Regions from separate parts of the Homo sapiens genome. Here region 2 is linked to region 1. Evidence: read pairs that join two places in POLR2A ChIA-PET (ENCODE). Cell type or tissue: B cell. All regions are shown on one strand. Links, peaks and the distances in the headings refer to the core of each region. The heading gives the core; the rest is flanking DNA. Region 1 overlaps MSX1 (msh homeobox 1). Region 2 overlaps CRMP1 (collapsin response mediator protein 1).

Region 1 (14,946 bases), core at 3,632-11,631:
ACAAAACATTTGCTCTGGGGGGCAGGGAAAACACAGATGTGTTGCAAAGGTAGGTTGAAGGGACCTCTCTCTTACCAGTACCAGAAACACAATTGTAAAATTAAAAAAAAAAAAAAACTCTTTCTATTTAACAGTACATTTGTGTGGCTCTCAAACATCCCTTTGGAAGGGATTGTGTGTACTATGTAATATACTGTATATTTGAAATTTTATTATCATTTATATTATAGCTATATTTGTTAAATAAATTAATTTTAAGCTACAAAAATTATCTCTTTACTGATTGAGTCTTTTATTTTAATTTTGCTTCTTGCTATCTCTTTATGTGTACAGTTGCTTTTCAGTTTGACGGTACTTTTACGACAGCAACTTTGAAAGGTGATAACAGGGTATGCAGGGATAGAGGGGGGTGTCTTTTTGAACACCCACGACAGATCTGCATTAGGAAAGTCAAGTGGAGAGTTGAAGTAATTACCTAGGATAATTAGGCTCAATTTTCCAATTCACTTTAAGCTGAAATCGACACTTACTCGGGCAACCTATAACCAACTCTTGCTTTCTTTCTCTCCTTTTAACCTGTCTATGAAAACAAAGCAAATCGCCCAAATGGTTTGATGAGTGTGGACAGCTAATCCAGACAATTCCCACCTCCGCAAATCTGTTTTTCCCACGGGAGGCCAGGTGGGGGATGGAAGCGATTGCGTTGCCTCTCTAAATTACCCCCACTGTAGACGCGGTTTGTGGAACTAATTTTGAGCTGCCAGAATATAAGAACCTTCTCACCCCCTATTCTGGCCGCTAAAAACACAACACAACCTAACAAAGTTTACAGAAAACCCAGGGCCACCTTCCACTCTCGCCTGGAAAGTCCTCTGCAGGAGCCCTGTTTCCAAACCCTCACAAACTCGGTTTTTCTTAAGATCAGTCTTCCAGGAGAATATATTTGCACACGCGCCAAGTTTAGCTTTCCGGGGAATTCTGCAAGGACGCCGAATGCAGAAAATTACCCCCTGATTAAATAAAGCCTATTAAGCTCCAGGCACCGCTCTGTTGTCTTTCGTGTTCGGGCGGCGGCAGACCTGCGCATCCCTCTCCTCCTTCAGCCTCTGTCCCGCGGTGACCCGCTCCTCCAAATTCCACGCAGGATAGCGCCGGACAGTCTGCAGTAAGCCGTTAAGCCGGAGGTCAGTAGACTAAAGATGGTTCGAAACCTGGGTACCTGGCGTTGGACTTGAACAGGGGTGAACAGCTTCACAGATAGAGACGTTAAAAACAGAGCCCCAAGGGCAGCGCGCGGTTTCTAGCCCCAGGACCCTTAGGTCGGTCTAGGAATTCCCAGCGAGCCCAGGGTTGCGGGAACGCGCCCTGGGCAGGTTCTGCACGGGCGCCGGGCACATTCCGGGGCGTCCTGGGCTTCGGATCCTCCAGCCTCTGCAGCTCGGGCAAAGGTTCTGTCTTCCCTGGCTGGAGCTGCAGTATGAACTTGTTACAACCCCGCTCCTTAAGAAGAAAAGCTTGCTGTGGAGGGCAGTTTCGCTCCTGGGGAGCCCCGGAGCTGTTGCCCTCGGCCTGGGAACTTCTAGAAAAGCACCAGAGCCCGGGTCTGGGCCTTTTCGCCCCCCAAAGGGGAGCTATGCATAACAAGGTCTCAGACTCCCACACCACGCAGCTCTCTAAAGGTGCTTTAGGGCTGAAGTGCCTCGCCGCGTTTTTTTTCTTTTTTCTTTCCTCTATAAATTAAGTAACCCTCGAATGACGGCGCGCAGGACGCCCGGCTCTGGCAAATCTGGGTTCTTTTCTGGAACACGCTAGAGACGTCCTCGTCGTGGGGTTAGTATTGAACTTGGAGTCAGAGAGCCAATGTGGTTCAGTGTGGATCAAGCCCGCCACTTACTATAAAAGATCATATCATCTCTCTGCACCGCCTTTTTCTCGTCTGTGAAATGGGCCTTGGACTCTTCCCCCTACACCCCAGGATTTGGGGGAAGTGTCGACAAGCCCCCGCGCGGGAGGGCACCCAGGGAATACCGGGTGCATCTGACTTTTCTTGGCTTACTGCGCGCCCGCAGCACTGAAGTTTTTTTCCGCGCGTTCGTGATAGGGAAATGGCAGGGCAGGATCGGGTGTCTCCCCCGGCCCCGGCTCCAGGACCTCCTGGCTCCTTGGAGTTTGGCAATTTAGGGTAGAGGCAAATTTAGAGCAACATAATTGCGGTAATGAGCAACGGCTCACCCTCTGCAGACGCGTCGCGGCTCCAGCGAGGCGGTAGCTGCAGGCGAGGCGGGCGCGCCTCCCCGCCCCCTCCCTGCGCCGCAGCCCGGGTGCGAGGGCCCGGCCTCCCTGGGACCCCGGCCCGCGCGCGCCTCCGCCTCTGGCTGCTGGCCTTGGCTAGGGGCTTCCTTCCACTTCTGGGCCTCCGAATCTCCCCATTTTTGTTTCTGTCCGTCTAGCCCATTCTTTGCCCCCCTTTTGTTTCCGCATTCCCTCTCTGAACAGGGTGTGCACACAGAAGGTGCTCGATAATTGTTTGCTAGATCGGAGCGGCACGCTGGTGTGGGGAGAACACCCAGAGCCACAGTCAGCCGGGTCCGGCCGGAAATCGCGGCTGCGCTTCCGGCACTGCTTCTCGTCCATCCCAGTCCTTCGAACTGTGTTCCCTGGTTTATCAACCGAGGGCGGAGTGGGCAGGGGTTTCCTGGGTCTGTTCCTTTACGGACCAATTTCCTTCTCTGGCAAGAAACATGGGATCTACCAGGCGGAGAGGTCGGCCACCTTCCGCGCTGGGAGGTAGTGATGGAGCAGTCTGCACTCACAGCCTACTGTGTGCCGGGAGTTCCCGCTCACGCTGACTCCCAACACACCTAGGAGATTTTTATAGCGCAAAGGACTGCAGCTCAGAGAGGTGACATGGTTTTCCCAAGGTTACACAGTTAATGAAGGACATAGCAGGAATTCCAACACGGATTCCACTCGAGGATCCGGTTTTTCCCGCATTGCCCATCTCCATCTGGTTGAGGGTCACCTGGTGCCTGAGCAGCTCTCCTGCGAAGTGCGCGTCGCGCTGGAAAACGGAGCGCAGAATCCGGGAACTAGTTCTGAATTTAACTCCTTGCGCTCTAACCACGAACAGGCACTGTCCCTTGAGGAATGATAGGGGCGTCTCACCGGCCCTGCACGCTGTGAAAGCGTTTTCGTTTTGTTGGGGAGGAGACGGAAGCCTCATTTTGCAAATTCAGCTTCTGACCACGCAGTCAAGACCAAAGCAGTCCGTGGCGTGGAAGCGGGGCAGAAATGAGGTTACCTGGCGGCAAGGGACCTGGGGCGCCTCGAGCTTTGAGCATAGGTCCGCAGGGCCGGGGCGGTTGGGGACCGGGAGGCTGGGGTGGGGCTGAAGACCTCGCGCTAAGAGCGCCTTACTTTAAGGTTAGTTTCTCGGATCGCTGAACCCGGGGCTGAAGGACCAGATTGAGCAGGAGGCCCAGTGAGGACAGTTACTGGTGAGGCAGGGGCCCCGAGTGCGAATCCTACCGCTGCGCCCTCCTTAGTGACCCAAGGCCGGGAGGTGAGCCCAGCCGGGTCCAGGCCTGCGCCCCGCCTAGAGCCCTCGGGGGCGCAATAGGAAGCGGCGAGGAGAGGCCGCGGCCGCCTTTCAACTCTGCGGCTGGCGCCGGCCTGGCCGGGCCCCCGAGGCCGCGCGGCCTCCAAGGTTCCGTCCCGCCCTCCCAGACGCTCAGCTCGCATCGCCCCACAGTGGAACAGTCCCCCGGCCCCGACGCCGGACTCCCTGGGAAGCCCCCGACCCCCAAGTGCCACCACCAAGTGCCCACTCTCCAGAGCACTCCCAGGCCCCCACTCCAGACTTGCGGAATTTGTTCCGCTCCACTCAACAGCTCCCACGCCTGCCGCGCACTCCGCCCCCTTCCCAGGCCCAGGGGGACCCTGCCTCCACCCCGCCTGCCTCCCCCACAGCGCCCTCCCGCGGCCCTCAGCTCACAGCCAGCTCTCCCAGCGCCTGCTCACTGTAGTTCCGGTGCTGGACGCTGGCCTTGGCTCCCTGCGTTACAAGTAGATCCTCAAGTGCGCACACGCACACGACCAACACACGTCATCCACACGACATACCAACACACACCGAAACAGACACACATGACACTCACATGCAACACACATGTATAACCCATATGCAGACACCAACACACGCGGTACACACAAACGAATCAACACACATCACCCACCACACATACCCAGCACATACACACAAGGCTGACAAACACAAACACAACGCATAAATCAACACGTATCACCAACACACCCAGCCACGCACAACTAATACATGCTAGACACAAAACCAACACACACCCAACACCCACAATCAACTCTCACATCCCACACCCACAAGCCCTAGTTATAGAGGCAACCATACACACTCAAGGCCACTCTCTAACATCTTCCACAGGGGTTCTGGTGACACAGACACATATAATATTGGGAGAAAGGGGGAGGGAGACCCCAGAGATAGACATAGATGGGAGAGAGAAACCAAGGAGGTGCTGTATTGAGAGGCGTTCAGACTCAGGGACTCCAGGGAGGAGGAGCAAAGCCACGCGAGACCTGAGCGGCAGAAGCTCAATACAGCAAGCCAGAAGCTCAGCTCAGAGCACAAGGCGTGAGAGCGCTGGGTGCTCTGCTGTGCTGACACCAGAGGGTAAGCGCGGATTCTGGCTCCACGCACGTGGGGTCAATCCCCGGACACAGACCTTTTACTGGAAGGCCTGGAGAATCGCCTGAGGGAACGCTGGGAGTTCCCCCCCCCACCCGCCCCCGCGCAAGAACAGCCAGTGACTTCAGCTCTCCTTTCTCCCCCTGGGTCCCCTCCTCTGGGACCCCCTTCGGCCCCACCTCGTCCTGTACACCCACCTTCTCCCATCTAGGCAGAGGGTTTCAGAATGCCTTGATCAGACCCAACACCCTACTCATTCTCCACGGACCAAAGCCAGAGATCAGGAATGCCCATCCCACCTCCCCTGGACAGAGAAGGCGGTACTTCAAGAAGCAGTCGCAGACCCTGGTTAGGGCGGGTGTCGAGTCGCCGACCTGGAGTCAGATCATCTACTTATAAATTTTGGTTTTGGTACTTACTGTGTGACTTCGGGCAAGTTCCTTAACTTCACTGAGCCTCACTTTTTCCATATAAAGTGTGGAATCGTCACAATTGCTTCTATTGTTAAGGGAATAAAATGAAACGCTCTGTGAGATGCTTGGCCCCGACAGCAATTAACATTGATTATGAATTCTGCACTTAGACACTTAGATCAATTTCAAAGGCGGGAGGGTTATGTCTGTACCTCCCTGGAAACTCCCAAAGAGTAAGGCCGGCCATTGACTCAGACATGGGGCTCGAATCTAGGTTTCCCCCTCAGGATGAATCTCTGCCCCTAATGCCAGGCTCGCAGGGGCTAGCGCACCAGCGGGGTGCAATAAAGATCGGCCTTTGTGTGTGTGTGGTGGGGGGGAGGAGTGGGGGGTAGGTAGTTAAAAGCGAATTCAAAAGCCCGCCCTCAATTTGGGGCCTGATTAGGGGCAGATGGAAGGAAGGGTCCCCGACCCTACGTGGCAGCCTTTGTTGCACATTTTACAGGCGAGGAGACAGTGGTGGGATCCAAGCCCGCTGCTGTGGGACCTCAGGAGTTGCTTTCTCCTTCACCAGCTGGGTGCAGATTTTGATGATGCACAGGGCGCGGCCTGACAGTGCGTGTGTGCGCCCACCGGGCGCTGCTGCCAGAGTTTGCGGGGTTCAGGGAGCGGGAGGAGGGTCTGAGAGACCCCAAAGCCTCCCCTTTGCGAGACCACTCCTTGCTTCCCCCGCCTGGCGCTTTCCATAACCCTCTGCGGCGCCCTGCCTCTTTGTTGCCCCTTAGATGAGCTGCCCCAAGGGCGGGCTGGACTCTAGTGCTTTGAGTCGCTGTTTCTCTGACGATGCTGCTTTTAAAAAGAAAACCCCGTTCCCTCTCTGATGACTCTCGTGGCACCCGGGTGGCAGCAGGGGCTTCTCCACCGGAGAAACAGCCACATCGACTAAAAGGGAATGTGTGAGGCAGGCTGAGACCTTGGGTGGGGCCCCCCACCTCTCGAGTTTTCCAAGACTCAGGTTCCATCTCTGTTAAATGGACACAATCCTGACCCCTGGCAGGTCCTGAAAGAGTAGAAGGGAAGGGGTTCTCCACGGGCTGTACCATCACTTGCGTCCCCAGTTCGGTGATGGTGGTGAGGTCATCACAGTTGTTCCGCCTGCGGTGACTGCAGCTGACATGTATGCGCGCTTGCCTATGGATCACAACCCTTAGAATCTAAGTTTTCCACGCGGGTTATCCCAACGAATCCTCACTACCAGGTGGGCACGTGCCATTGTGACCCGTGTCATAGACTGAAGCATAGAGAGTTGAATGACTCAGACAAGATCACACAGCTAGTGAGAGTGAAACAGAGCTTCCAACTCAGACAGCCGGTGCCACCATCTGGCGCCCCTAAATCTCAGTTCCCTGGTCCGCGGAATGGGAACACTTTCGGGCTGGTGCAGAGGAAACTATGGGTGACTCCAAAGGCAGCGCGCGGTAAGAACTCCGGGTGAGAAGGGGAGCGCGCGAGGAGAGCGCCAAGCGTAGCGCGGAGCATAGAGGCAGGATGGTGACCTGAGCGCTCTTTGCTGGCCGGCTCTGCTCTCCGCAGCGCCATTGGAATTCCTTACTCTCCAGTCCCCCGAGGGTGTGTGTGGGTGAGGGGAGGTCCCTGAGGCGGAAGGGATGAGCGGAGTGGAAGCGGAGGAGAGTGTTCTTGCTCTTGGAAAGTGTCAGAAAGTGCCTGTGCGCCACTCTGGACCCGGAATTAAGACACCTTCACCTCTTTTAATCTTCTCCCTATGACGCAGGCACTCTTATTAATCTGTTTCAAGTGAGAAAACCGAGGCACAGAGAGCGTATGTGACTTGCCAAATGTCACATAGGTGTCTAAGACCCGGCCTGTATTTCCCACCAACCTCTGCCGCTGCTTCTGGCATGAATGCAGAAAGCAGCCAACAGCCGACCGGCAACTGGGAAGCAAGCGCCCAGGCCAGAGCCGGTTCCTATACTTGGCAGAATTCCCCTTTGGCCATGGTCAAAGTTGACCAAGTTTGCCTCACTCTAGATGCTGGCTGAATCCCTAAACCCACACTGGACTGGGAGAAACTGCTCTGAGCGTTACCTGAGTGATGCTCCATTGTCACCAATGGGCCAACATCTTTCTTTACGGATGACATACTGAGGCTCAAAGGGGGTTCGTGATTTGGCCGAGATCCGGCAGAAAGGCTGGACAGACCCGGCATCCCCAATTTTAGTCCAGCTTCCTTAAATTAATTCATTCGGCGGGGTTGAACAAGACCAGCACACTAAGAAATAACGAATTCGGGTAGAGCTGAATGCTTCTAAGGGGAAAAGTAACAAGACGGGGGCAGGAAGCACAGTCGGAGCCTATTTTTGGCGGAGCGGTCAAGGCAGGCCTCTCGGCGGAGGCGACTTAAGGGTTGAGACTTGAAGGGTGAGGTGGAGCCGTAGTTTGAAGAAGGAATCTCCCATTGAGAGGGGTCGGCAAATGCAAAAGCCCCAAGGAGAGCTGAGGCCGGCGCGGCTGGAACCGGCCTTAGGCGAGTTTGGAGTAGGCTTAGCGTTTTGTGATGCTCTGGCGGCCACTTGGAGGAGAAAGATGGGGGCGAGGTAGAAGGGGCCGCGTGCCCTTGTAGGAGAGGGAAGTGTCAATGGCCGGGACCAGGGGTGGCTGCCTGAGACGTGCCTCGTCTTTGGTGATTCCCCTACCCCCAAATCAGAGAGGGTTCCGGAAGAAACTTCGCAGCCTTGCAGAGTGAAGCATCGCCGGGACCCAAGGATGTTTCTCTTCCCTACGGAGCTCACCCGGATTCCTTGGCGCCCAGCTGCGGCCCCGGAGTCCCCGAACTCGGCTGTGCCAGCCCGGGGCGGGGCCAGCTGAACCTCAGTTGTGGGGCGGAGTCCGTTGCGGACACCCTCACCCCCCGGGCAACCGCAGCTCCCAACTCCGCTGGCTTTCCCCTCCCTCTGACACCCTGCGCGGCTCCTGCGACCCAGGTGCGTGCCAGCTGTAGGAGCCTGCTCCGCCTGCCCTCCTGGAACGCAGTCATCCTCCAGGCCCTGCCCGCGCCCATTTCGCGGCCCAGGAAACTGAGGTGTGGAAGCCTGTGAAGGGAGGGACTGCTACCTATCGATTCGTACCGGATCCAGACCCTGTGCTAAACGCTCGGCGTGCATGGTGCCCCTTAATCCTCACAAAAGTCGAGCGACTTAGGGAGGAATATTATCCCATTGCACACACGAGCACACTGCTGCGCAGAGGCACGAAGGTACCTGCCCAGGGTCTCAGCTAGTCCCATTTCCAACCCAGGAAGGCAAGGGAGCAACCCGGGAAGCAAAATGTAAGGAGACACTTTCAGGGTTGTGCAAGTGTGGGGTGGGCACCCGGGGAGAAGGGAGGAGGGATGAACTATCCAGAGAGGAAGGCACGCCCGGCCCCGACTTATCGGAATAATTGTCTCCATTCCGCTTCGGCGGTGTCTGTTGTGTCCATTGAACAGAAGCAGAACGTGAGTCCGTATCTGCCCCTCGCCACCGCCACCAGCACCTGGGATTTGACTCACACTTCAATTCCTGCCCTAGGAATTGATGCCAGCGCCCAGTATGGCCCCGCGTGGGGAATCGAGCGCCCCATCCCTCGGTGAGGGCTTACTCTGAGCCTGAGTCTGTGGCAGGCCCCCCCATAGCTACTGTCTGCCTTAATCCACGCCAAGGCCTCTAAAGGAAAACATTGCCTTGGTTCTTTTTCACAGACGTGTCAACTGTGGACCAGAGATGTCAAGCCACGTGCCCAAGGTCACCAAGCAGTTTCTGGGTGAGCCCTCAGGGAATCCTAAATCCCGACCCAAACCCGGGATTTCCCCTCGCCCTCGGGGCCTCCAAGGGGAGCTGCGAGAGGCGGGGACGCAAGGAGGCGCTGGGACCAGTTTGCTCTGAGTGCTCCTGCTCCGGACTGCTCCTTGGAGAGGCGGGGCCTTGGGCAGCAGAATCCCAAGCTCCTCCCGGTGGGAAATCCGGCAGCTCCCGTCTGAGGGTAGGGCCAGCAGACCACCTGGCCCAGTAAACTCCACCGGCTTCGGGGGTGGGGAGTTGGGGCAGGTGCGCCCCAGGGGCTCGGTATACAAAGCCATGCCTGAGCCACGTCCTTAATTTCCAGGAGGAGAGCCCTGGATTTCCTGACAGCCGGGCTGGGGGAGGCAGGGGAAGCAGGCGGAGACCCCTAAGAGTACTTCTTCCTGCCCCTCCATTTCTTCCCTAAGTTTATTCTTCCTTTATTGTCTGTCTTTTCCCTCATTTTATTTTAATACAATGACTATAATTTCTTATATTAAAAGGTGTGGCGTGGGCAGTGGTTCCCGGGACTCTGGCTCATTCAGCCACTCCTCCACATGCAGGGTCAGGGTGAGGTGCTGAGGCCCCTGCTGTGCTGGGAAAGGGTCCCTGCCCCGCAGCAGCGCAGGATCTGAGTGGAAACTGGTGGCACTAAGAAGGAACGGAAAAATAACACTACCAAGCCAGGCAGTACATAAAACAGAGCGGCGAGATAGCGATCGGGGTGGGGGTTTTCCCGAAGAGGGAACATGGGGGACATTTGAATGGAATAAAGGAAGTCCAGGCCACGGGACCAGCAAATGCAAGGTTCCCCAAGTCAACGAGTGGGCAACATTGTGAGGCTGTGACCAGTCTTCAACCTTCAGATGACCCTGGCATGATTTGCCTCGCTGAAGGGACTCTGTGCTGTTCATGTGAATTCACAGACCTTGTCTCCTCTGGCCTTCATCATCTAGCAGGCAGCAGGGACGGGTTCTCACTGTGCCCATTTTCTAGATAAGTGAAGTGAGGCTCTGTGACCTGTCCGTGAGTGAGGAGGTCAATCTGGGATGAGAAAGCAGGCCTTGGTCATTCCAGGACACCCAGCTGACTCCAGGCAAACAGGTTTAGGAGAGCGCTGAGGTCTATGGCTGCATCTCACCAGCACCTTCATTCCAGGAGGAACAGGGCGGTGGTTTGGATGAGCCGCAAGAAATGTTCCAGAGCATGGCGCACACAGAACACATCACCCTCTTGCTGAGAGAGAGGCCCCTGGAGGAGATCAGGAACTGTTGGTTTCTGCGGGATCATGAGCTGTTGGTTTCGGAAGGGCGTTGATCTCAGGGGGTCTTTCTTTTTCCTGTATATGGTCTGCCCTACCTGGGTGGGGTTCCAAAGATGTTTGGGTCCTCGTTCCTTCTGGGAGAAAGCACCTGCCTCTGGGGTCCATTCACAGTCAGGTGGGACCAGCGTGCACCTGGCCAGGCTCACCGGGATTGTGTGGGGTCTCTGAAGTCATTTACCTGAATGAACCCCTGACCACTGCTTGGGGAGTGGAAGGGCCCAGTCTGATTTCATTCCCGCATGCTGGCTTCATGGGCGTGGGGCCTGCACTCAGAAGGGTGCCACGCTTGGGGTGTAGTGCTGCAGTCACTATCTTGGAGTTCTTAGTGATTTTTATCTTTGAATTTATGCATTATAAGTGATGTTTGATGGGACAATGGAGTGTGTTCTGGGCACTTAGACCTGCCTCAAATGCCTCCCTGGGACAATTCTTGGCTGCTTGCTTTCCACTCCCTGGGAAGCCACCCCCTGCCCAGCCTCCAGCTCCCTGTCCCCAGTGTGACTGCTGCTGCCTTCCACCTGGCAGGGGCCTGGGTGCCAGTGTGAGGAGAGTCAGGGCTCAATGTTCATACCCCTGGCATCACCAGGTGAGGCATGGTGGGCACTGACCGTTCTTGCCCTGGGCTGGCAGTGACATATGTTTCATTGGCAACGTGGGTAAGGGTGAACCTTTCACCCAGCCCTGATCCAGGTACCGAGCATATCCTAGCACTGAAATTGCAATGCCTTTGGAGGTTACCCATCTGCCATGGTTTGGGGCAGTGGCCTGAGGGAAGAGGAGGTAGATGCTTGACTTGACTTCTTCACCCTGGGTCAAATTTGTCAGCTGGTGGAGAGCCCTGTGCTCCCATGCCAAGTCACTGTTTGGGGCCCCTAGGTGCCTGCAACAGTCTGCACTCCCTTGCGAATATCCCTGAGAATGCATGAGTGAGTGTGGCGTTAAATAGGAAATTTAAAAACAACAACAACAAAAATCATGACAGGTCAAGAGCAAGACCACAAAGAAAGGAAAAAGCTTTACATGAGAATACTTTTAGCAATGCTTCCCCCCACTACTTTAAAACAGAAGACCTGCATTTTCCTATTGTAGTGGACCCTACTGATTATGTAGCTGAATCCTGCCCCCACGTACTGGGTGTCTTGAACTGGTCAGCAGGGCTGAGCCACGAGAGGTCTGGGTACAGGCAAGAGCAACCTCTCAGCCAATAAACATGTCTTCATAAAATAGGATGCCTCCCTTCCTCTGGGACCCTAGCTTTACAAGGAGACACACTTGGCAGCATGCCAGCAGGAAATGCTGCCTGGTCAGGGCTGACATACCTGCAGCAGGGACTCTGGAAGTCCCAGGCTCGGAATCAGAGAGCTGGCAGGGCATGAAAACAGCCATGGGTACATGTCTTGAGGGGCCACCGGAGGACTCTGAGGTTAAGAGGAGTTGGTGACAGCATTACACAAGGAGGTGGAGCTGAGTGGGATAGGGCACTCACGTGGTCTGGTCCAATTTCAGCCTCTTGCTTCACAAATCTACCCAGAGAAGGGACGGCACCCCAACCCCAGTTCCTTCTGAAGTCATCGAGGGAGGAAAGCATCTTCTAGCTGGAAGCGATTCTCAAATCCCCCAACTTGAAGAATCCAAGCGCCTCTTTATTTGCACCTTTTCCAAGATCACATGGGGTCCTCTGTAGCTCCCGGCGTTACTTCTCTTACTCCTAGCACTCATCATCCCTAGACGTCATCTATTGTTTCCTGTCTCTTTTAGCCCCACTGGAATGTGCAGGGGCTTCCCAGTTTCACTCATTGCTGTGACCCTGTGAGTCCTTAGGGCTGGTACATGGGGCAGCCCAGCAATGTTTGTTGAGTGAATAAGTGAAACCAATCTCTGCTCTGATGCTTTCTTGTACGTTTCCGGGTATGGGGCACTCACCACCTTGGGGAAACAGTTAATTTTTCTGTCTATCTATCCACCTATTCAGTTAGCATTTATCTTACCCATAATGAGCACCAACCACTTATTGAGCACCAACTATGTACCCAGGACCTGGGCTAGTGCTGGGGACACACTGGCAAAGAGGGACAAAAGCAAGGTCTCTGCCCTTATGGAGGCTGGAGCTTAGGTGAGACAGATATTAACTAAAGATTATGAAAATACACTTCAAATGTTCGTCTTCGTAAGTGACACTGTGCTGGGAGAAAACTCAACATATATTATATTATTTAATAATCACCTTGGACATGAGGTCACCACAGTACATGAAGACATTCTTACCCCTGTTTTATGAGAAGGAACACCAAGGCCAGAGAGGAGGAAACTGAAGTTCAGAGAAGGCAGGTCACACAGAGGGAGCTGAGCTGCAGAAGCTTCTTTTTTTATTACAAATTTTTATTTTACTTTAAGTTCCGGGATACATGTGCAGAACGTGCAGGTTTGTTACCTAGGTATATGTGTGCCACGGTGGTTTGCTGCATTTATCAGCCCATCGCCTAGGTGTTAAGCCTCACATACATTAGTTATTTGTCCTGGTACTTTCCCTTCCCGGGCTGCCCCCCTGCCATCGAATCTTCTTGATGACTTATTTTATTTTTTGAGACGGAGTCTCGCTCTGTCACCCAGGCTAGAGTTCAGTGGCGCCATCTCTGTTCACTGCAACCTCTGCCTCCCGGGTTCAAGTGATTCTCTTGCCTCAGCCTCCCCAGTAGCTGGGATTACCGGCGCCCACCACCACGCCCATCTAATTTTTTTTTTTTTTTTTTTTTTGCATTTTTAGTAGAGACAGGATTTCTCCACGTTGGCCAGGCTGGTCTCGAACTCCTGACCTCAAGTGATCCTCCCGCCTCGGCCTCCTAAAGTGCTGGAATTACAGGCATGAGCCATCATGCCCAGCCAATGACTCATTTTGTAGATGGGGAAACAGAGGCTCAGAAAGCTTAGAGAACTTTTCTGAGGTCACACAGCTATTGAATATAACAGCCATAGTCTGAACCTTGTCTGGTTGACTTTGAGGCCTGGCTCTATACTATCCCTTGTCCTCCTAAGTCTTTTCTTTTGCTAAATGTTCCCCTTCCTCCAGTGTCCCTTACCCTGGCCCGCAAGTCCCTACAGGATGTAGCTCCCCTGCCTCTTGTGACTTCAATGACTGATGCCATTGAGTGATTCTGGCTGTCTCTCCAGCACAGTGCACACATCCCTGCCGCAGGGCCTTTGAACTTGCTGTTCCCTCTTCCTGGAACGCTGTGCCCTGGTTATTTGTGTGATTCTTTCTGTCCCTTTTTTACCTGGCTCAAGTACCTGCTCGGTGGCTCAGAGAAGCCTTTCCTGACCCCTTGCCTAAAATTGTGCTGTTGTGAGTCTTTACGATCCCTCCTCACCTTGCTTTGTTTTTCTCCATTTAAACCACTCCATGGCAGCAGAGGTCATGCTTACACGTTTGTTTATTCTTTATCTGTCCCTCACTAGGCTCTGGGCTCCGTGAGGGCAGTGGCTTCATCTGTGTAATTCCCTGATCTTCCCAGCACCAGGAACAGCGCCCAGCACGCAGTAGGACTTTGATATTTGTTAAGTGAATGAAGGATTTTTTTTTTTTTTTTTTGAGACAGAATCTTGCTCTGTCACCCAAGCTAGAGTGCAGTGGCGTGATCCCGGCTCACTGCAACCTGTGCCTCCCGGATAGGGTTCAAGCAATTCTCCTGCTTCAGCTTCCCAAGTAGCTGGGATCACAAGCACATGACACCGGGCCCAGCTAATTTTTTTATTTTTTAGTAGAGACGAGATTTCACCATGTTGTTCAGGCTGGTCTCGAACTCCTGGCCTACGTCAAGTAGGTCTGCCTGCCTCAGCCTCCCAAAGTGTTGGGATTACAGGTGTGAGCCACTGCTCCTGGCCTGAAGGATTTCTGTCCTTGTTCTGCACAATAGGAGCCTGAGGCTTGGAGGAGCCTCAGGATGGCAAACTGGGCCCTGCTGAGCTCTGAGCCCAGCTCTAGGGCCTGTCCTTCCTGCCATCAATACTCGGAGGAGGCCCCACGGAACCCAGGGAGGCCCAGGAGGCATGGAGGTGGGTGCCGAGAAGTCAGCAGCCTCACCCTTGACAGCTGGCCATGGCAGTCAAGTCCCTGGAACCTGGATTTGGGGGAAAATGATAAAGGTGAAAAAGTTGGCCCTCATTTCCATGTAGGCCTGCCAGCTCCACGAATATCTTGCTACTTACCTGTCCCGACCAGACACAGGACACTTCAAGATTCCAAGAGATGGACCGGCTCAGGGTGATGGGGCTTCCGGGGCTGGTGCTGAAGGGAAGTGCCAATCTCTGAGGACTTCCATAAGCCAGAATGTTTATTTTCTAGTTCAATCCCCACAGTGATCCAAGAAGTTGGAATCAATACCACCTCCCCTTGGCTCTGAGATGGTGTGTGAGGACCCACAATTCCCCTTCTTTTCCTTCCATTTGGGAAACTTCTCTCAATTTTCCTAAAGGTTTACGTTTTATGGTGTGAGAGGAAGTATGAACACAGGAACTGGCTGAGTCTGGGGGCTCAGGAGCCAGGAAGCTTGAGTTCAAATCCTGGCCCCTCACTCCCTGGCTGTGTGACCTTTGGTGGATTTCTGAACCCCGTTAAGTGATCACGATCAGTTTTTTCATCTGGATGATGGGCTGTAA
Region 2 (14,946 bases), core at 4,488-12,487, 1.0 Mb after region 1:
TAGAGCAGTCATTGCAATCACGAAGAGGTGGGTGTCAACATAGGGTCTCAGAGGCCACGCAAATTCAGATGAGGTTACCTGATTCCTCAGTGGGAAGGGCAGGAAAGCTCAGGGTAACTAACTGACCAGTCTCTTCTGGAAAGATGAAGAAACCCTTTCTTTCCAAAGAGCAAGCAGGGAAATGAGCCTCAAAAAGATCAAGGGAGCCCATTTTGTAGAAATGTGCTTATCCAAGCATTGAATGCAGGGGGAACTGCTTTCTTTTAGAACAAAGGAAATGTCAAGGTGGGTTTTGAAAGTTTTTAGTCCTTTAAAGGCCACATACTCATGATGTTGAAGCTGATATTCGCAATTCAAAACTTCAAGATGATCGGTAGGCATATCCCCCCACCACCCCCCTTCTGAAAACTGATAGCACGACAGCATGGCCCAGCTGGTCCTCAGAATGCCCTGGAATTGCCTGCTAAAAATTCCCATCGGGGCTTTTATCAAGATATTCATTCACCAGATCTAGATTACAAGCCAGGAATTTATATTATTAACAAACATCCCCAGATAATTTCAACACAGACCCTCTGTGGCAAGTCCTCACCATGCCCCAAAGTGGGTGCAGTGCAGCCGCCTGCCCCACTGACTGTGGGTGTTCTGCCCATGTGACCTGCTTTGGCTGGGAGTGCACCAGTCTGAGCACAAGCTTTAAGGGGCAGATGGGTTCAGCTTTCCCTGACAGTCCACCTCCTGCCATGAAAACCACAGGACCCAAGGAGTGGCAGCCCCAGAATGAGAGGATTTGAGGAGCACACCTGACCCCAACAGAAGACTGAAGACAAATTGAGTTGAGCCCTGCTAAGCATCTACCACCCACAAACCTATTGCCATAAATAAATATTGGTTGCTGTAAGGCACAGAGTCTAGAGGGGGTGTTTGTTAGGCAGCATCATCGCATCAAAGCAAATTAATACATCGTAAAGGTTCTGTGCTGGGAGCCACAGGGGTTGCTGCATAAGAGGTTTTATAGCTCAAATACGTCAAACTTCCATGACTTGGTCCCTACCTTGAATAACCAGAGCCTTCCCCTTGAGCAAGCTCCCCACTCTGGCCTCCTTGCAACGGCAAGTGCTGCCATCCCATCCAGCTGCACACTCATATTTATTCACAGAAACCATCCATTTGCCTTTGATTTTGCCTCCGGGGACGACAGCCTGTCAGCCAGTGGCCCTTTGCCACACTATCCAGGAATGCAACCCACGAAGTGGCAACCGGTATGAGCCTGAATCTAATTAACACACATTCGTTCCCCCTCTCACGGGTAGGGGACAGGGCGGCTTTCCCCCTTTCATGAATGGGAGATACAGGTAGTCCCCATGGACTGCAGGACTTTTTTTCCCCCCGATATTATGCCTGTTTCCATGACAACTGCAGTTATAAGTGCACAATTTCAGGTCCCACTGTACCAGCAGACTTTCAGGGAGCACTCCCTGATGGACTGAATATCTGATTTTAAAACAGCACACCTCTGTCACAACCCTAAGAGTGGGCAGGGCCTGCACGCTGCATAGGGAAAGACGATGCTAGCTGCATGTGTGATCGGTAACTTGACCCATTTCTCTGTGTTCTGGTCTGTGCTTCTTGCTTTATAGAAAGAAATCCGAACAGAACTCCTTTGCCTTAAGAAGTGCACATTCCTTGAGCTCATATTAAGGATCAGTTCTGCATTACATGGGTTTTCATTTTTAATTCTTAAATCACCTTAAAAGTGGGAATAAGTATGACAAGTGAGGAAACTCAGAAGTAATTTGCTCAAGGTCACACAGCCAAGAGATGGTACAGCAGCTAGGATTTGAACCGAATTCCACCTGGCACCTATACAGAGACCACCCCACTGCCTCTCGGTGGTGAGACTAGTACAGTGTTCTCTTCAGTGTACCTAGTTGATACATCTGAGCCTCAGTTCCCCACTCTGTAAAATAGGGACAGGCAGTGATAGACTACACTTATCTGCTCAGTGTTTATCAAGTACATACCCCAGGCCTTGCACCTCACCTGCCCTCTTGACACGATTATCGTGAATGTGGTCAAAAGTGGTTAAGGCAGATTAAAGGCCTCGGAAAACTGCAAAAGGCTTTCTAGGGGAAATACATTACATGCAGAGACCTGTCATCTAATAAACATTGCCAATGCCTCCTGGGAGCCAGGTGCTTATATTTACTCTCTCATTACATGCTCATTTAACAAAGAGGCGATGTTTGGATATGAATGCAGAGGCCAGACTGCACCTAACGATATGGGTGCAGAGGGCAGACTACCTAGGCTCTAACGTGGCCCCACACCTCCAAACTCTGTCACATGGGTGAGTTCACCTCTCTGTGCTTCTGTTTCTCATCAAATGCAGAGGAAAATTTTGAATGTGAAATGAATTAACCCACGGATAGCACTTCGCACAGTGCCTTATTTTTTTTTTTAATCCTTGCAACGTGGGGTAACATCTCATTAAAATGCTCAGTTCCATTTTCAGCTTATCTCTCATCTGTCCCACCTCAAACCTAACTCTTTTTTAGATCTTGTTGCATCTACTCTGGAACTGTTCTAATACCTACCTGCTGACTTTCACCTCCCAATGCACCTGCCCCAGATAAGCCCTCACCCCATCTCCCTGCCACAGAACTTGTCCACTCCATATGACAGGCAGAGTGACCTTTCTGAAATGCAAATCCAACCATGCCTCGCTTCTCCTCAAAATCCTTCACCAGCTTGTCCTCATCTGTAGGACAAAGCTCACCTCCTAGGCTCTTCCCGGCCTGAGCCCGGCCCTCTCTCGGCCGCGCCCCACCACATCTATCTACGCACACCACGCTCTGCCTCCCTAACTGCACCTTCACAACCTGTGCCTTCCTCTATGGCCTCCCTGCAGCATGCATCTCTGGCCACATCTGCTCTGCTCATTGCTTTCCAACTCCTTAGTCACGTGCAGTGTCTTGAGTCCAGGATCACAAGGTCACTCCTTGGAGTTCCCACAACATGAGGCTTGCATCTCTGGTCCAGCATTTGTTCATGACACTCATTTTCCAGCTCATTGTAATATATCTTATTTCCCCCATGAGACTGAAATCCTTGGCACCAGAGATGGCAGCTTATTCCCACATAGCTTCTTAGCGGGGTGATCTTTGGCAAGATACTTAATCTCTGTTGGCTTCAGTTTCCTCATCTATAAATGGAACCCATCAAAATACCTACCTCACAAGATTACTTGAAATAATATGTAAAAGCACCCAATACACTGAACACTGTCCTATGAAGTTTAACATTCTATGCCAAATGCTCTAACATTCTATGCCAAATGTTCATGCATTTGAGGATGCAGGAAAAAGCTTCAATTGCTTTTATCAGCTTCTCAGAGGAGTTGATGGCCTTAGGAAGCCTTTAAACTCGTTTAAGAGGTTCCCAGTAATTAAAGTTTTATTTGGATTCCTTTTTATTCTGCATGTTCAGAAATAAAATATAGCAAAAAAAAAAATGAGACGAAAGGAAAGGAAAATGAAAGAAAGTAAAGGAAAACCTAACACCGTATGCGGAAATCATGATAGAGGAGGAATAAAGAATTGGAGTGGTTTTGGAAAAGAGAAGGTCCTAAGTAATGGAGAAACATCTTCCAGTGCCTCTAGGAATAGCAGTGTGGAAGAAGAAACTTGGGGAGACTCTTGAGAACAAAAGTAAGGCACAAGGCAGAATCCCACTCTACATAAAGAAGAGCCTTCCAACAACAGAGCTGTACAAGAGTAAAGCAGGTTGCCATGTAAAGTGGTGATCTCCCTGTCATTGGAGGTATGCAGAGAACATACTGGGAATTTCTGCACTGAGGGGAGAATGGTGGGGGCAGGGGAGAAGCAGTAGACAGACACTTTTTCCTTCCTCCTTAATTGTACAACATAAAATTTTACATAATTTAAAAGTTCGATTCAACGTTGAGGTTATAGAAATCAAACATTTGCTGAGATTTTATTAGACCTTAAGCCCTAAGGGTCTATGGATATGGTATGATTTAAAAATACATGGCAACATAATTTGGGGGCAGGTTCAAAATTTCCTCAAATAGCCACCTTTTTGCTGTATGTAATTCTGCATCAGATCCAATGAGTCTTCCCATGGAATTGACTCCAAGTTCCAACACCAGGTCATTATTTACTCAAGGCCCTGGGCAGAGCACAAGATGTGCAATGTGACGATCCCACTTGTGTGTAAAAAGTACCTTTTGCAAAAGCTTCCCATTCCATGTGAAATGCAGCGAAGCCCATTACTAAACCAGATCTGCCCTCTCCCCATTGTCAAAGCACCACTTCAGGGGCCCCCACACCTTCTTTTCGCTTTGAGCTCCAAAACTCCTCATGCCACCTTCATCTCATTCTGCATAGTAACTACCTTCATGTTAAATCCACAGACAGTGCCTTGTTAAGGAAGACTAAATGCAGCTGTGGCTGAAACCTCACTCAGCAAGGAAGTCCACAATCTTGCTCCCATTCACTCACTCACACAGTGTGGCATCCCCACTGTGAATCCCCAGTGTTCCTGAAGGGCTCCTGAGGAGAATCAGACAATTTCCCAGTCTTCCAAGTATCCATGGTCAAGCGGAGCAGATGGACATGAGCAACAAGCCAAAGTTACTGAAATTGAAGTGCTCACCACCCCCAGCCCAGGAGGAGGAATCCTTTATAGAGAATGGACACAGCTGATACAAAGGCAGAGGGCCACACATGGTGTGCCAGGTCAAGGCGAATGCTCTGGATGCCTGGGACACAGGCCCAAGGAAGGAGTGGGGAACTACAACCTCATATATCCACAAACATTGCTTTCTTCCTTTTAGCTGCTTGCTCTTGTTTTCTAGACAACTTCTCTATGAAGCATCCAAGATCCCACTCCACTTCCCAAACTACCAACACCAATTCAGAGTTGTTTCTTCTCAGAGCAAAGCTATGATTTGGTCATTACAGCTCTCTAGGGCAATGGTTCTCAACCTTACTGTACTCAGGACATACTTTCAAATCATATAAAATTTTGCAGCATTCTTGAAGGATTAAAGACCTAAAATTACACCAGGTAAGTCTGCAACCATCACCATGCCCTCCCACTGCAGTGTGACTGTAGCTGTCTTACAGGTCTATCATAGCTCTGATTGCACTTGGTTACCATTCAGCACCGTGGTGCTGTCCACTGCCCCGACCATGTTCTTTTATATGCTCTCACGGCAAAGTCCTCCGGTGTTCCTCTTCCATGGCAAGAGCTGACTTTTACTTACAGCAAATTAGACTCTATTCAACATCTCTCTGCTTGTGAATACTCAGGGCTCCACCTGAGAGATGCTACAATAATTTGTAGACTTGGTTGTAGCAAACATAAATTTTAAACGCTGATCAAAATTTAGCCACACATCGGCAGAGAATTTTTTTGAGTACACCACTGTGCTCACAGCACACAGGCTGAGAACCACTGGTTGTTGAAATAGCTTGCATTTTTCTGTCTTCTACCAATACCTTTTGTACATGGGCCCCTAATATCTATCTCTGTCCTTTGCCTCTCACCCTCATTCCAATCTATTCCTTATTGTCCATTGAGACACCTCAATTTCGAGCTTGCTACCAAATCCAATACAACCTAAGAACCAATGGTGGGATTTTTCTTCCAAACCCAATCGCTGTGCTTCCTGACCACCTCATTATCAGCTTCCACGGGTGTGTATTAGCATCTTTTACATGTCAGAACTTTCACATTCAATCCTCACATCTCCTCTAGAAAGACTGACTTTGTGCTTCTCTCCCACCGATTTAGAGCTTGATCATACAACTTGCTTTGGCCAGTACACTATCAGCAGATGTGAAATATGCTACATTTGAGTAGAAGTTCTTAAAGATATTTCAGGTTGCTGCCAATCTCTTGTGCTTTTCTTCTCCTTCAGCCTGGGTCTCAAAGTGAGGAGATGCACAGAGCAGACTCACTACCCACCAGTAAACAGGGGCAAAGTTACAGCCAACCCACAGCCCTCATGTAGCATGAGCAAAAAATAAGTGTATATTGTTGACACCTTGGGGTTGTATGCTATGGAGCAAAGCTAATACACCATCCCACGGTAATAATAATAAGAGCTAATCCACATTGCATTTAATATGTGCAGGCACTATTTTAAGCATCTTACACATATTAAGTCATTTAATTCTATGGGGAAAAAATCTTAGGAAATATCATTCTGATTTCCAAACATAAATCTGTACAGATAAAATTGATGCATAGAAAGAATAAGTGACTTGTCCAATTACATAGCTAGTAAGTAAAACAGCCAGGATTCAAAGCCAGATAGTCTGAGTTCAGAATCCACATTCCTACAAGCTGCTTTCATAATAACAGCATCTTACCTCAAGAACTTCCAGTGCCTTCCTATTAACCAAAGAAGAAGATCAGAGTGGCCTAGAACTTGGAACTGAATTATCTAATCCAACTCTCCCTGTCCAGAAAAGGAATCCGAGGCCCAGGGAGAGAAAGTGACTTGCTCAACATCAAATAACCCATTCATATCTAAGACACACTTAGAACCCACGTGTTATTTCCATCCCCTTGGGTGCATTCTCCCTGATTTCCAAAGCTTTATAGAATCCCCCCATAGCCCCACCCATTCACATGTATTTCCACTTCTGCGTCCTCTGATTCACCTGTGTGAAATATTCCACCCACCTTGCATGCCCTTCCCTTCCCTCAACCAATCAAGTCCCTCAACACCTGGCTGATGTCATCCTCCAAACCCCAAGAAGCCATCTCTTGTTGCTTCTGCCAGGGCTGAGTCATCTCTTCTCTGAATTCCTCTGACACCTGTGCCCTGTTCCGCAGCCTGCCTGCTTTCCTTCCTTCCTTCCTTCCTTCCTTCCTCCCTCCCTCCCTCCCTTCCTGTCTTTCTATCTTTCTCTTTCTTTCTTCTTTTTTGTTTGAGAGAGTCTCATTCTGTCGCCCAGGCTGAAGTGCAGTGGCATGATCTCAGCTCACTGCAACCTCTGCCTCCCAGGTTCAAGCAATTTCTCCTGCCTCAGCCTCCCGAATAGCTGGGATTACAGGTGCCCGCCACCATGCCTGGCTAATTTTTGTATTTTTAGTAGAGACAGGGTTTCACCATGTTGGCCAGGCTGGTCTCAAACTCTTGACCTTAAGTGATCTGCCCACCTTGGCCTCCCAAAGTGCTGGGATTACAGGCACCCTTTAGTCTTTCTTAAGTTGTTTTATGTGCATGCACTTTGTCACTTAGATGGCAAGATAATTAAGGTCAGGGACACACACACACACACACACACACATGCTTGCCCACCACACCTGCTGGTTAGCTACCATTCTGAATTTTCATTTCCTCAAAGACACAGCCTGAGTTTTCAGAACAGAGCTATGACCTGTTAGATATTTACTATGTGCCATGCACACTCATGTATGTTGTATTGTGTGTGCTCCATGTATTCAGTCTTGGCCATGTTTATTAGAAGAAATGGGCATTCACGGTTAAGGTGGTATAGTTACGTCACTTTCACTTTTATGTCCCCTCTGAGACATTTTTAAGAATTTGATTTAAACAAAATAATGTTTTCCCTAAAAATGGTCCACTTCTTCCTCTCTGATCATGACCTTGACATCATGGAGGGTGTTTGCTTCTCTGCCCTAGATGACAGATGCTCAGAGTCAGTAGTGGATGACTAATCATGGCCACTCCAGTGTCCTAATCACTGGCACATTTGTTCTGTCCTTCCTTGATCCTCAGTCCTGCTATTCGACTTCCATCTGATTTCACCATATGCATGACAAATCACTGTGGACATCTCAAATCCTTTGTGTAAAAAGGCAGGGAATCAACTGGATATCCATAGATAGGCTGAATGTCACCCTTGGGAAAAAGCATAATAGGCCTCACACATTTTTTGCATACTTGCAAATTAGAGCAACAAATCGAGCCTGATGTGATTTTTACTTGATCCTTCTTTCCTGATCATCTTCACTGTTTAATCAAACACACACACACACCCCCACACCCACACACAAACACATTTACACACCACAGACATACACTTACATTTACATACACACTGGCACTCACACACACAACTATGCATGCACACACACACACGGGCAGTGGTTTTCCTAGCACGCAGACCAGCCCACCTATCCTCCCTGCTTGAATGCAAGCTCTCCTTCCTCCACTGGCCAATGAAGAACCTTTACAAGCCTCTGAATCTCTCTGAGCCTCAGTTTACTCTTTGGGAAAGAGGGGTGATCTACCTAGGCTGCCTTTCTCACAGTTCTGTGCATAGAACTAGGTGAGAGATAATGGCAATTGTGCCGAATGCTTGGACTAGAGCAAAAACACATGTGATCGGTACTCATGAAGCTTCATTTTTAATAATACCCCGTCATCATCATGGTGGACACTCTTTACTCCTCTCACAACTGAGCAGGCCTCCCCACTTCGGTAGCTCTATTCAGAGCCAACAGCTTCTGCAGGGCTAGGAAGCCATGTGCCTTTGTTTGCTCAGAGCCACACCCAGGATGCTCTACTCACTGCAGTGGGCACAAGAAGCCGCTTCAGCTAAGTTAATCCCCAAGTGTGCCATTCATTAAAAAAAAAAAAAAAGACACGCATGAAAGAGAGCTTTATAAATATTTCACACAGTCCTTGGGGGCAGGAGCTAAGTGTTTCTGCTTTTTTGCTCTTCCGTCTCTAACCGGCTACTATATTGTCTCAGAAAAAGGCCAAGATGGAAAAAAGAGGAAGACACCACCATCATCGTCAACATGAGCAGAACGATCAGCCTCCTTGCCTTTGCCCATGCTGCGCCCCTGCCTGTGATGCCCCTTCACCTCCCCCACTCTAGCTCCCACCTCTCCAGGCTCTGAACTCATTGGCAAAGCTACACCCTTATCCCCACTGTGCAGATGAGACAGCTGAGGCTCAGAGGGGCACAGGATGACCCAGCAACAAGCAGGTGGGGACCTGGGGATGAAGCTGAGAGCTATGCCTGCTACACCAGCACTTCTTCCCATGAACCACACTTGATCCTTTCCAAGCCCCCAGGTCTCTCCACAGGCCACACACCATGGCTGTCAGAAACATCTCAACTGCCTTCATGATTTGATCTAACTGTGCAGCGGTTGCCCTGGGAAGCAGAGGGTGGGCTCTCCCGAGGCCGTCTTTCCTTCAGTTTCTCCAGCATGCCAACTCCTTTACCTCTGGGGCCCCATGGGCTCCACAAAGAACCCTGCTCTCCTCCTGTCCCCTCTGTCTCCCCTAGGACAAGGCTGAGTGTCCCTGCTGGGGTTTCTTCCGCCCCGCCGTATGATACCCTTAACACTTCACTAACACTTCAGGCTGAAATGTCAGCCTTGGCTAAGCTCTAGAAGGGCCAGGGCAAACCCATTCATCTCCTTCCCACTCTTCCTGGCACCCAGCACTGTGCTTGGTATGGCAGTCATTTGACAAGTTAATGCAAACCCACTAACAGCCAATGGGTTTGCCTTAACTTGTCAAATGACTACTATGGAACACGTTAAGGTGCAGCCATTTGAAAAGCCACAGTGCTCACCCATTTGTTACATGGCATTTAAGGCAGGGATCTGGTTCCTGTCACAACACGTGTATGTGTGTTATTAGCAAAAGGTACTCAGGAAGATGAAAGGTCCTATACAGTGAAGCCCCATTCAAGTGGATCCTCTCTGATTTGCTGAAGGTTTTGATTTGTTTAAAACCACAAACGCTTCTGGCTGATGTGGGCCAAATGAACACAAATGATCCTCATCAAGGCCCTCTTTCCCAGGAACTAAGCATAACTTACAGCCTCTCTCCTTCCCATGCTCATTGAAACCACCTTTAGAGGCTGCTGGAACCACCCATTTGATTTCTCTTTACACACAAGTTGACTAATTGTTTCACAGGAAGAACTAAAGCAGCAAGACCTGTCGGCAGATCTGAAGCCCTTACCATGCACCTAGCACACTAAATGCTTTGGAGGGTCACCTAGGATGTTCAGGAGTCCTGTGAAGGGGCCTACATCGTACAGCAGAGCACTGAGGTTCAGAGAGGCATCAGACACCCAGCTCCATCGGCTGGAAAAGCCTAGGCATCTCCACTCCAGAGGGCAACAGGCAGTAGGCCTGGTGACCACTTCAGCTTAGCAGACTGGGACTGCACACTTTCAGAGGCAGCATCCCACAGACCTGCCTTGCAGGCCATCCTATTAAGTTTCCACCTTGGAGACTGGGGACCTGAGAGCAGCAGAGACCTTCTGTGGGCACACAGCCTCAAACCCAGAACTCCTGACTCCTGAGTCACTGCATCACCCCGACCCCATCACCTGCCTCAGTTCCCTTGGGAGGCAGGGTTAGAGGGTCCCAAGGCAGGGACTTGTTCAAATATCACCTGCCTTCTTCTCACATTGCCCAGGAGGAAGCAACCATATGTGTTCTAGTGATTCTTGACCAACTAGTGTTTACGAATGGGCCGCTTACACCTCTGCGTCTCAGAGGGCAGAGCTGAGAGACGGAGAAGAGGTGGTGCCCACCCTCTGGATGGGGGCTTGGCAGAGGCCTGCTGACAAGAGCTGAGGCTGGGCCCAGGAGGAATTTTCTAACTCAAGACTCAGCCCAGAGCTGGGGCGGATGCAGGACAGTGCAGGGGAGGCAGGGGGCCTGGGTTCCCTCCTGACCTTCCTGTGGTGGAAGCCCTCAGCCCATGCTCTAGCCTCAGGGAGCTTTACGTGGGTAATGCCACCCGCAAAGCCTTGCTGCCACCATTTAAAGAAACAGGCCTGCAATACACGGGACAGGCCACTGGCAGGTGAGTGCAAGTGTCAATACCTCCGCCTACCTAAGGCTGCCCTCTGGCAGGTGCCCTGCGACTGTCCAGGAGCCTGAATTTTGCATAAATGAGCAGGCTGGGTCTCCAGTAGTCAAACCTCTGGAGTCACCCTGGAGGATTCCACCACGCCCAGAATCCCGCCTCCCGGCCCCGGGCTGCTCCTGCATACATGGGCTCCAGTGGTCCGCATCCCTCAGGAACAGTCAGGCTCCACGCTGATGCCAGGCAGGAACTGGGGCGGAGGGCCAGCTCCTGACCGCTGCGCCCTCAGCTCCCCACCCCGAGACAAAGCGTAAAGACGGGGATTCCTTTGTTTCCGGCCACACCCAGGGACGCAGCCCGGCTGTTCTGCCTCCACCACCGTCCCCACCCTCTCGCGGCCCAGCGTCGGGAACATTAACCCTTCCCGGGCCGCAGCCGCCAGCGTCGCCCCATTAGGTTATTTTTAGCTGCGGGGAGGGGTGGACCGAGCTTCCATCATGGCGCTGTCCCTAGGTCCGGACTTCCACTCCATCAGTAAAGGCGGGGAGTGGGGAGCGCTGGATGATCTTTTTCCCTCCTCCAGCGGGGGAGGTACCGGGCTGTGGGGTGCATGGGCCGGACGGTGCGGGGGCCGAGCCAAGGAGGCTCAGCTCACCCTCCCACCCCCGCGCGAGGCCTGCGGGGAGGGGGTTCGGACCCCTGCCCCTCCCTCTTTTGTTCGGCTCCGCATCCTCCCTGTCCACGCCATCCTCTGGCACATCCCGTGGGGGGAGGGGGCGGCAAGCCCGCGGGGAGAGGGACTCCCGGCTCCAGCCCCGCCCCGCCATGCGGGGCTCCCCCACCCCCATTGTCCCCAGAGGCTGGGGGAGGGGGCTGAAATCCCGAGACCGGCCCCGCCCCACCCGCGGCGACGCAGGAGGCCTCGGGGGGCGCCCCTGCCGGCGCCCCGTGGATCTGGACCCTGCCGGGCGCCCACTCCCAGCCCACAAAGGCCAGCGCGGGGCGGCGGGGGCGGGGGCCGCTTACCGTGATGTGCGGGATGCTCTTCTTGCCCTGGTACGACATGGCCCCCTCTGGCGCCCTCGGCCCGGCCGCTGACCTGCGGGGCTGTCTGACTGGAACCGGCGCTCTCGGCCCCGCTCCCAGCGGGCGCGCTGACAAAGGCCCGGGAGGGATAGAGACACGGACGGAGGCTCGGCGCCCGTGGATGCCCACGCGCGGCTGCCCCGGCTGCTCGGCCCGCCCGCCGCCGCTCCGGCTGCCAGCACCGCCCGGATCGGCGAGGAGGGCGGGAGAAGGAGGAGGGAGAGGCGAGGGCGGGAGGAGGGGGCTGCAGACAGCTCCTCCCGGCGGCGCGGAGCGAAGCCGGATTCGCCCCTCTCGGCTCGAACCAGGAAGCGCTTCCCTTCCGATCTCCCACCCCGCCCCCCGCCCCCCACCCGCCCAGCCCCGCCGACCCCCGCCCTGCGCACACGCCCTTGGCGGGCCCTGGCCTCGCTCTCGCGATCCAGAGAGTATGGTTTTCAGGGCTCCTTTAAAAGAAAAAGACGGCGCGGTCAGGGCCCGCGGGCGGCGCCACAGGTGTGTGGCCGCGCGTCTGGAGGCCTCCCCGGAACATCTGCGGGGGTGTGGGGGGAGGGAGTGTGGGACGGGGGCCAAGGATCGGCCCAAGCTGCTGGGAACGTTCTTGTCCCTCCAGGATCGCGCCCAAGGACCGCTCCCCTCTTGCCTCTCCTTCCATAGCCTCCGTTTATCCTTCCCGAGTGCCTCTCCCTGAATGCACCAAGCACTTTTTCCATCTCGGACCCCAAGCCTTTATTCACGCTGTACCCTCTCCCTGAATAGTCTACCCCAGACAAAAGCCTGTCCACTCCCCTAGACCCATCTCCAATGCCTTCCCCACCACGAAGCCTCTCCCTGCCACCCTCTCCATCCTAGCATTGAACCAGCCCTCCCTGGGGGCCTCTAAGGTGGAGCCCCCTAACTGGCAGAGGGAACAGCAGGGACAGAAGGGTACGGCCTTAATTAATGCTGACCTGTTCTACTCCAACAGCAGCTCCCTCATCACACAGCAGCCTGACACTGGGGCCACCAGGTCACCCCACAGAATTGCCTCCAAGACAGCAGGTGTTTGGAGGGCTGGGCCACTGGCACCAAGGTCTCCACAGCCCTGGGGACAAGCTGGGGGTCAGGAGGAGGACTAGGGTGCTCCTGCCTCCCAGCACTGTGGACACCAGCCCCGGAGTCCATGATCCAGATGTTGCTCCAGAGGGAGGTGGGCAGGAAGCCAGGTCACAGCTTGACAAGGTCCGTAACAGCAGAGGGGAAAAGATGAAAGAAGATGGAGGAAAAGGGGGAGCCCCAGCAAGCCCCAACCTCACTGGACAGGTGCCCCAAGTTCCCAGGCAGAATAAAACACCAACCTTGTCCACCACTTCGTTGTTCATTTTCTGCATGCGAAATCCAACCCCACAGGTCCTATGAAACTACTCATCTTTTCTGCTTTCAAGTTGCCATCCAGAGCGAGGGTGGCCTAGGCTTGGTACAGCTCCCCCAGCACTGTGGTTGGGGGCTGGGGCCCTGACCTTCACCACCCCAGGGGCCAGTCCCCTAATCCAGGGCAGGAGGCCAGAGACACCTGGGCCTTAAAATAGAGGTGAGGTTTTAGCTTCACAGAGAAGCCAGCTCAGTATCCCAGGAACACTAGGCATAATTTTCCCATTTTACAGACAGGAAATTGAGGCTTACAGAGGTAAAATGATGTACCCCGGGTGCAAAACATATTAGCTGCAGCAAAGCAGCATGGAGATGCCAGGTTCCCCTACACTCTGTTTACAACTCATTTCCCTCCACGCATTCATGCATCCCTGGCTCTCAGCGGGGCCTAAAATCCCTGTCAATGACCGGAAATTGCAGATGGGGACACTGTCCCTCCCCAACTCCTACACTCCCTTCCTTGGAGTTGTTAAGTCCTAGGTTCCCCGTACCAGGGCGTTCCCTGGGGTCAGTCTGGAGATCTGAGCAGAAAGCCCCTACAGCAAGGGACAAGACCACGTGCGTATCAGGGGGAGGAGCATCCGCCTGCCACTGGCCAAACAGATCGCTGCTCCCAAGCAGATTTCGCCGGTACAAAGCGCCGCAGCCGCTCAGCCTCCGGCAGCGGCAATCCTTGCGCCTGCGCCGCAGAAACCCCTCCTGCAGCCCAGGGAGAAGCCTGGTGGGCGGGGGGGGAAGGGCCGGGGCACCCGTTGCGAAGCCCTGGAGCGGTGAGGCCCGCCCCGGAACCCGAGCCCACTGTAACCCAAGCCTCAAGGCCGCTCTGCCGGCAGAAAGTAAAACCCTCCCTCCGTGGAGATCGCGAGCCCCTGAGTTCCACAGTCGCGAAGCTCGAGTGCTTTCGGAGCCCCGGGAGCGCCAGAGGCGCTGCCTTTTGTCCGGTGCCTGAGAAGCCATGGAGAAAGGCAGAGGGGACCACAGGGAGAAGAGGAAGGAGTAGGGGAGAGGAACGGGAGAGGTGAAGCGACCAGCGTCCCCAAGGGTCAGGGCGCAGCTGCGGGGCTGGCCCAGGCTGCGCCCTGGGGGAGATGCTGGCGTTGGTGACATTGACCGCAGTTCCAGAGGAACTCTCCTTGGGACAGCTACGGGCCGTGCACAAAGCGCCCTCGCCTCCCTAGTACTCCACCACGCTTTGAGGAAGGCCGGAAGAAGACGGCCACCCCCATCTGACAGATGGAGAAGCTGAGGCCCAAGAGAGCAAAGCGCCTTGGCTGGAAACCCGGATTCCCTGGTGCTGGTCCCGCTTCTCGGCCCGCGGCCCAGAAGCCTCCCCATCGGGCTCGGGAGTTTGGATCCCAAGAGAGGTCGGACCACCAGGGAAGGTAGTGGACAGGGGGAGATACAGAAGGGGTGGGGGAAGAGGAAGCTGGACTCTCGCACCATCTCCCTTTCTGATCACCCCACCACCACACACACATACACACACACACACACACACACACACACACACACACACCCTTGCTGTTGGACCTCTCCCTCGCGAGGCTCCGGCTTCAGGACCACGGAGAGCTCTGGAGCAACAGCCCGCCCGCGAAGGGATG

What was found. Peaks named below come from ENCODE experiments on the same cell type or tissue, not always from the same donor. Only the 100,000 strongest peaks of a DNase experiment are listed, where the experiment ranks them.
Region 2: POLR2A ChIA-PET joins it to region 1 with 5 read pairs; 1 of 35 experiments calls an interaction of 5 or more read pairs at or near these places.

The regions. Positions count from the first base shown.
Region 1 is chr4:4,863,669-4,878,614 of GRCh38, forward strand. It overlaps MSX1 (msh homeobox 1), which reads left to right. Exons shown (of 2, transcript NM_002448.3): 2 at 1-268. Among named protein-coding and RNA genes, the nearest start is that of MSX1, 11 kb to the left of the region's middle. RefSeq lists enhancers at 831-1,748, 7,432-8,007. In B cell, for the core only: no CTCF peak of the experiment used is centred there; DNase peaks (open chromatin) are centred at 4,313, 6,753, 7,603, 8,533 and 3 weaker places; H3K27me3 peaks cover 8,000 bases.
Region 2 is chr4:5,876,353-5,891,298 of GRCh38, forward strand. The region is part of intron 1 of CRMP1 (collapsin response mediator protein 1); the gene reads right to left. Among named protein-coding and RNA genes, the nearest start is that of CRMP1, 9.3 kb to the right of the region's middle. RefSeq lists enhancers at 10,253-10,780, 10,781-11,307, 13,851-14,595, 14,596-14,946. In B cell, for the core only: no CTCF peak of the experiment used is centred there; a DNase peak (open chromatin) is centred at 8,679; H3K27me3 peaks cover 2,587 bases.